Linked DNA regions of Homo sapiens: region 1 is linked to region 2. Evidence: read pairs that join two places in POLR2A ChIA-PET (ENCODE). Cell type or tissue: PC-3. All regions are shown on one strand.

What was found. ChIA-PET counts read pairs that join two places held together with the same protein. Peaks named below come from ENCODE experiments on the same cell type or tissue, not always from the same donor. Only the 100,000 strongest peaks of a DNase experiment are listed, where the experiment ranks them.
Region 1: POLR2A ChIA-PET joins it to region 2 with 27 read pairs; 2 of 35 experiments call an interaction of 5 or more read pairs at or near these places.

Annotation. Positions count from the first base shown.
Region 1 is chr10:73,036,727-73,040,726 of GRCh38, reverse strand. The region is part of intron 9 of P4HA1 (prolyl 4-hydroxylase subunit alpha 1); the gene reads left to right. Among named protein-coding and RNA genes, the nearest start is that of P4HA1, 58 kb to the left of the region's middle. In PC-3, no CTCF peak of the experiment used is centred here; no DNase peak of the experiment used is centred here; H3K27ac peaks cover 1,655 bases.
Region 2 is chr10:73,722,780-73,726,779 of GRCh38, reverse strand. It overlaps the pseudogene BMS1P4-AGAP5 and the pseudogene BMS1P4. Among named protein-coding and RNA genes, the nearest start is that of SEC24C, 20 kb to the left of the region's middle. In PC-3, no CTCF peak of the experiment used is centred here; no DNase peak of the experiment used is centred here.

The DNA of each region.
Region 1 (4,000 bases), 690 kb after region 2:
GCCAAGGTGGGTGGATCACAAGGTCAGGAGATCAAGACCATCCTCACAAACATGGTAAAACCCCATCTCTACTAAAAATACAAAAATTAGCTGGGTGTGGTGGCGCGCCTGTAATCCCAGCTACTCGGGAGGCTGAGGCAGGAGAATGGCTTGAACCCGGGAGGTAGAGATTGCAGTGAGCCGAGATCATGCCACTGCACTCCAGCCTGGCGACAGAGAGAGATCCATCTCAAAAAAAAAAAAAAAAAAATTCATGAATTCGATGTTTTGGAAGACTGTTTGTTTTTGGAAATTTTCTATGTATGCAATGACCCTTTTGAAGAAATATCCAGCCCACAGTCAATGGACTGTTGCCAATAAATCAAAATAAATCACTGTAGGAAAGTGATCTATACACTTAAAAAAAAAAACTAAATATTGCTAAACATTTCAAACCTATTTTTTAAATATTCTAACTTTGTAGCTCTTAAGCAGTTTTATTGGATTTTTGAGAAAGGTACAACCATACTTACATATTATAAATGATAGCAGAAGGTATTTAGCTACTAGCATTAGAAGGCCGGGCATGGTGGCTCATGCCTGTAATATCAGCACTTTGGGAGGCTGAGGTGAGAGGATGGTTTGAGCCCAGGAGCTTGAGACCAGCCTGGATAGTATAGCTAGACCTTGTCTCTATTTACAAAAAATTAAGAAAAAAATTAGCTGAGAGTGATGGTGCACGTCTGTAGTCCCAGCTACCCAGGAGGCTTAGGTGGGTAGATCACTTGAGCCTGGGAAGCAGAGATTGCAGTGAGCTGAGATTGCACCACTGCACTCCAGGCTGGGTGACAGAGCAAAAACTCTGTCTCAAAAAAAAAAAAAAAAAAAAAAAAGGCCATCTCAGTTGCCAAATGGAAGAAAATTCGTGTTCTGATGTCAGTTAATTTAATCCCTTGTAGCCTGGGAACATCTGTATTTTGAATGATTTAGAAAGGAATTTCAAATATCTGTATTTAGAGAACTGTCTAAGCGATGACATCACTTTCAGTGGAAGTAATAATTTGTTCCAGCATTTCAGCAAATAGAATTTTTTTGGCAAAATATTTTTGGAACTCCTTTAGTATTTAAAAAACATAAAACAGGCGGGGCATGGTGGCTCACGCCTGTAATCCTAGCACTTTGGGAGGCCCAGGCGGGCAGATCCCGAGGTCAGGAGATCGAGACCGTTCTGGCTAACACAGTGAAACCCCATCTCTACTAAAAATACAAAAAAATTAGCCGGGCATGGTGGCGGGTGCCTGTGGTCCCAACTACTGGGGAGGCTGAGGCAGGAGAACGGCAGGAACCCAGGAGGCAGAGCTTGCAGTGAGCTGAAATTGCGCCACTGCACTCCAGCCTGGGCAACAGAGCGAGACTCAAAAAACAAACAAACCCATAAAACAAAAAAGGCTTTTTTTTTTTTAAGAGGCAGGGTCTTGCTCTGTCATCTAGGCCTAAGTCCAGTGGCATGATCATAGCTCACTGCTCCTTCCAACTCCTGGGCAGAAGTGATCTTCCTACCTCAGTCTCCCGAGTAGCTGGGAATACAGGTGCTCACCACCATGCTTGGATAATTTTTAATTTTTTATTTTGTAGAGACAGGGTTTCACTATATTGCCTAGGCTGGTCTCAAACTCCCGGGCTCAAGTGATCCTCCCAGAGTATTGGTATTACAGGCGCGAGCCATTGCATCCAGCCAAAAAAGGCTTTACTTATGTTACTGACAATCTGTTAACTTTTGGCAAGTCATCTCTGTCTTTTCCACTATTAAAAAGCAAATAAAGGCCGGGCACGGTGGCTCACGCCTGTAATCCCAGCACTTTGGGAGGCCGAGGCGGGCGGATCACGAGGTCAGGAGATCGAGACCATCCCGGCTAAAACGGTGAAACCTCGTCTCTACTAAAAATACAAAAAATTAGCCGGGCGTAGTGGCGGGCGCCTGTAGTCCCAGCTACTTGGGAGGCTGAGGCAGGAGAATGGCGTGAACCCGGGAGGCGGAGCTTGCAGTGAGCCGAGATCCCGCCACTGCACTCCAGCCTGGGCGACAGAGCGAGACTCCGTCTCAAAAAAAAAAAAAAAAAAAAAAGCAAATAAAAACCCTAAGAATTTACTACAGCTTGTAAATGAAAAAGCTAATAATTTTGGGTAGATCAGAGAAATGGAATTTGAAGTTTTTGAAATGTAAACATTCAGTTTTGTGCTCTGAAAAGATAGTTAAGTGAACTCATAAAGTCTAGTTAAAGTAATATAAATAATGACCTATGCAAATAAACAATAATCTGTTTAGAGTGGTAGAAAAGCTTTTTTGATTCTGGTGGGAAAGTGATTTTCATTTTTTTACTCTGAAGTGATGATTTCCTACAATACGGTATTTATGATATCATGAATGTAACATGATATATATGTATATGTGTGTATTTATTTATTTATTTTATTTTACTTTATTTTCTTTCGGAGACAGGGTCTCACTCTGTCGCCCAGGCTGGAGTGCAGTGGCACAGTCATGGCTCACTACAGCCTCCACCTCCCAGGCTCAAGCAATCCTCCCACCTCAGCCTCCTGAGTAACTGGGGCTACGGGTGCACACCACCATGCCCAGCTAAGTTTTGTATTTTTGTAGAGATGCGGTTTTGCTTTGTTGCCCAGGCTGGTCTTGAACTCCTGGGCTCAAGTGATCATCTCACCTTGGCCTCCCAAAGTGCTGGGATTACAGGCATGAGCCACCATGTCTGGCCTTAAATATATCATAAATATGTTATTTAGGCTTAAGATTTTGTTTACCCTTGTTACTAAGGAGCAAATTAGTATTAAAGTATAATATATATAAACAAATACAAAAAGTTTTGAGTGGTTCAGCTTTTTTATTTTTTTTAATGGCATAACTTTTAACAACACTGCTCTGTAATGGGTTGAACTGTGGTACTCAGACTGAGATAACTGAAATGAGTGGATGTATAGTGTTATTGCATAATTATCCCACTATGAAGCAAAGGGACTGGATAAATTCCCAGTCTAGATTATTAGCCTTTGTTAACCATCAAGCACCTAGAGAAGAATTATTGGAAATTTTGTCCTCTGTAACTGGCACTTTGGGGTGTGACTTATCTTTTGCCTTTGTAAAAAAAAAAAAAAAAAAATATATATATATATATATATATATATATATATATATATATATATATAGTGGTTTTCGATTAGCTAATCATAGAATATTCTTATGTGTGTGTCGGGTTAGAAGAAGGTAGTGATCATGTTCAAATTACATTACTGACATTTTTCTTTGGAGCTTTCCTTACTCACATATTAGAAGTGTAGTTTTGCAGTGTGAGAATGTTGCTCCCTTACTCTGCGCATTCTAGTGGTATTTTACAAAATCATGAAGTTTTTTTTTTTTTTTTTTAACAGCGGAAACTCAGTAGAAAGGAAAAAAGCATAGAAATGTTACTCTAATTGAATGCACAGCTTTGGCTTCAGGTCCTGTCATTAAGGCCAAAAGGAACATACTTTGGGCTATTTAATTTTTAATGGAAAAAAAAGGACACATATAAAGTTATCTGAAGAAATAGTTCTTTTTTCTCCTGGCACTAAATTGTGTTTTATGGGGAAAAACACTGTATAATTAGTTGACATTTTCAATTACAGTTATACAAAAGATAAATGATCTTCAAATGATTTTTCCTATTAAATGCTATAACATTAAAAAAAAATCCCAACTCAGTTAAAGCACTGGGTACTAGAAAGCAAAACCTCTGGATTTCTTATGATTTAATCTAACACAGGAATAAGACTTCCAGGTCCTAGAAGAATGGACAGTTAACATACATTACAGTATAATGGTCTCCACTGAATTTTAGTAATGTTACAATGTAAATTCAGAGCTGAGTTTTTAGATAACCTATTATGTCTATAATAATGTCACTGAAGACAGATTAGCAGTAATTGTTAAGGATGGGATCCAGATGAGTAACTTGAAGATAGTTCT
Region 2 (4,000 bases):
GAGCATCCATATTTTCTTTTTTGAGACAGTCTTACTCTGTGGCACAGGCTGGAATGCACTGGCGTGATTACAGCTCACTGTAGCCTCAACCACCCAGGCTCAAGCAATCCGCCTACTTTAGCCTCCTGAGTAGTGGATGCCACCACGCCTGGCTAATTTTTCTTTTTTTTTTCCTTTCTTTTTTGTTTTTGTAGAGATGGGGTTTCCCCATGTGGCCAGGCTGGTCTCAAAACTCCTGGGCTCAAGGGATCCACCTGCCTTGGCCTCCCAAGGTGCTGGGACTACAGGCGTGAGCCACTGTGCCCTGCCCATATTTTCTTGACTGTTTTCTTTTTACCTTAATTTAGAAATGATTATCGTTATGAATATTCTGTTGGATAATGTTTGAGGATGTTTTTAGTGATAGTGGGAATATGGGAAGTTTTGATAGAGGCAAAGACATTGGCCTACAGCTGAACAGCAGGATCATGGTTATCATGGAGCCTGTCCAGTCAGAATTTTCCCTGTTTAAGCACTTGTATTCATCTGGGTAGACTTTGGATATTATTTAAATTTAGAACACAGCAAGAAAAACAGGATGGAATTTATTTTATTTTACCGGTAAATGTGAACTTCTCGTACACTCCTGTAAACGTATATGGTGTTTTACTGGATACAGGTAAAAAATGAAAGTTAGAGTTGATGCTTAGAGTTTTTTCAGGGTCTTTTTAAAGTAAAATTTTCATCTTTTCACTTATAGGTAAAAAGCTCCGACTCACCATTATTGAATGTGGGTGTGACATTAACATGATGATTGATCTGGCTGAAGTAGCAGATCTGGTAAGTGAGCAGGGGCAGCCTGGGGTGCTGATGGAGACTTACAGCATTGTGATAGGTTATTTACCCCGTGATGAAGGGAATAGAGTTTTATGATTATTAAAGGAATCATGGTCATCATCAAGGATACAATAGATGTGATTGAATTGATGATAATAATAATAGTAATAAATGTTGTTATATTAATAATACAAATGGAATGTGTACAATAAAATGTATTCCAAAATCTAAAAGCAAATCACAGGATAGAGAAAACCTTTAATGAACACAGCTAATAAGAACTCATTAACATGCATACATATATACCTACAAATATATCATAGTAAGTACCATTTCTTCTTGGACCCTTCCTGGCACTGTGCTAACTGCTTTCTACAAATTTAGCTTACATAAACCCTTGATACACCCTTGAGGTGAGTAGGTATTATCTGTAGTTTACATAAGATGAAATAGAGCCTCCCAGCAGTTAAGTAACTTGTGTGAAGATGGGACCCTTGTTCCTAATGGTTCTAGAACCTTTATCCTTAGTGATAATAAGTAAGTACATGAATTGCCTGAAGAAGTGGTCAGAGTTTATCATAGAAAATCTAGATAGTACTCAGTGTGTGGAAAAATGTACACGCTCTTGCATTTATGGAAATGATAATGTTCACTATTTCTGATATTCTATTAACTATCTTTTTTTTAAACTATCTTTTAAATTAACTAAAATAAAATACAAATTACCAAAAAAAAAAAAGAAAGAAAGAAAAAGGCCAGACGCAGTGGCTCATGCCTGTAATCCCAGCACTTTAGGAGGCTGAAGTGGGCAGATCACCTGAGGTTGGGAGTTTGAGACCAGCCTGACCAACATGCAGAAACCCCGTCTCTACTAAAAATGCAAAATTAGCTGGGTGAGGTGGCTCATGCCTATAACCTCAGCTACTTAGGAGGCTGAGACAGGAGAATTGCTTCAACCCGGGAGGCGGAGGTTGTGGTGAGTCGAGATCCCGCCATTGCACTCCAGCCTGGGCAACAAGAGCGAAATTCCATCTCAAAAAAAAAAAAAAAAAAAAGCAAAAAATAAGCCATATTGATTAGGAAGTGTGGGATGACAGATACCTTGGTTTTTTCATTTTTATTTAGTTTTTTCTAGAGCTACAGATTTCATACTTTGGCCCAGGAAGACTCCTAAAATATAAAGTAAAAGGTAATACAGATTTTAAAGTCGTGCCATTGTAATGTCTGTAATGTCAGAAAACTAAATAACATTCAAATTTTGAACATGTAATGCTACTATTAGTAAAAATAAGTGTTATTAATGTAAAGTTGTGTAAGGATTACTAAATCTTGTATACTTGAAATGATTGAATAGTTCATAGAAGTCATTTGTTTCTCTTTTATTTAAGATGTAGCAAGTTTCTAATTTTAAAGACATATTAAGAGATGCCTTTACTTTTTTTTATTTTTAGTTATTATGGATACATAATAGTTGTACATATTTATGGGGTACATGTAGTATTTTGATAGAAGCATACAATGTGTGATGATCAAATCAAGGTAATTCAGATGTCCGTCACTTCAAACATTTATCATTTTTTTGTGTTGGGAACATTTCAATTTCATTCTTTTAGTTCTGAATTATATAATAAATTATAGTCACCCTATTGTGCTGTTGGACACTAGAATTTATTCTAACTGTATTTTTGTACCTGTTAACCTTTCCCTCTTTTTCCCTCCCTCCCTGCTCCCCTTCCCAGTCTCTTAACCATCATTGAGAGAGATGCCTATGTAAATCTTTTTAAGATTTTCAAAAGGAGCACACACATTTGGTAAAGCACTCTAACTGTAATGCAGGGTATACACAATGCACATTTTCTTTTTCCTTGCTCTAAGGCTGGTCTCTCAGGTCCCTGCAGAGCAGTATCCTTCCAGATACATATAAACACACATGCCACCCTTTAAAAACACAAATGGTAGCTTATTTTACACGCTGTTCTATGCTTTGCTTTTTTCATGTAATATATCTTGGAGGTATATAATCAGTAAGTACTGTAGCTCTGCCTCCTTCTTTTTAATATAATATTCCATTCTGTGGACGCACCATAATTTATTTAGCTTAGCTTATGTTGATTGCTCTGCTCTGGGTTTTCAAAGCCTCCTGAGTACAGCAAAGGCACAAACGATATGTGGATTTGGGTGTGTACGTGTGTGTGTGTGTGGATTATGGGAGTAACACTGGCTTAGATGACAAAGATTGGCAGCTGAGGGACTGTTTGCTCCCTGTTCTTCCTGATCCTACAACCAGCTGCTTGCCCCTTGGCACTCTGTGGCATCAGATGTGGTGTGAGGATATTCCACTTATTCTTTGAGCTGGTCCACTGTTGCTGGAGAGCTCTGCTTGCTGCCTCGGTTTCCAGAGGCATCTGTGCTTTCCTACAAGCCCAACTTCATATATTCTGTGGTTTCGGGTTTTGAATGTTTCCTAGTTTAATCAAAGATGGGCATTTCTGTTTCCATTTTTTGTTAGTTTTAGTTATCCATGGAAAGATAAAAACAGAACTATCTTTAATATTAAAACTAGAAGTTTCCAGGAATCAATTCTGAAATTTGCATCTTTGAAGTGTCTTAATTTTAAAAATTGGTCTTATCTGCTTATATTTTCTTATAGACTACCATTCATCGTAATCTTACTGTTTTTTGACTTAATTCTAAACTGGTAGCTATTTAAAGAAATTCCTGAGCAATTGAGTTATACAAATTAACATACAAGATAGAGGTATACACTGCATACTTCCCAGCAAAAAAAGTTTTTTTTTTGTGAGGACATTGAAAGAAGAGGTTGGTTTTCTGTACATATTAAATATATTTCATTGATTATCACTTTCTTCCCATTCTTTGGATGTCAGAGACCTGTTATTTGGCTTAAAAATACATTATAGAAAACTTCATTTCTTTAAATTAGGATTTCTTAGGTACGGGCCTGGTTAGATCCAGCCTTTTCTGAGTTACTTCTCATGCATTAGAATTCTTAAAATGGATGTTTATATCCTAGTGGCCTTGTCTTATGGTTGCCTTTTAGAGCAAGTCAGAGGGTGGTGGTTTCTCTGGGTGATGCCTGTGTAGTCATTTGATTTAGTCTGGAGTGGGACTTTTCTGTCGAGGGCCAGATAGTAGATATTTTCAGCTTTGTGGATCATATCTT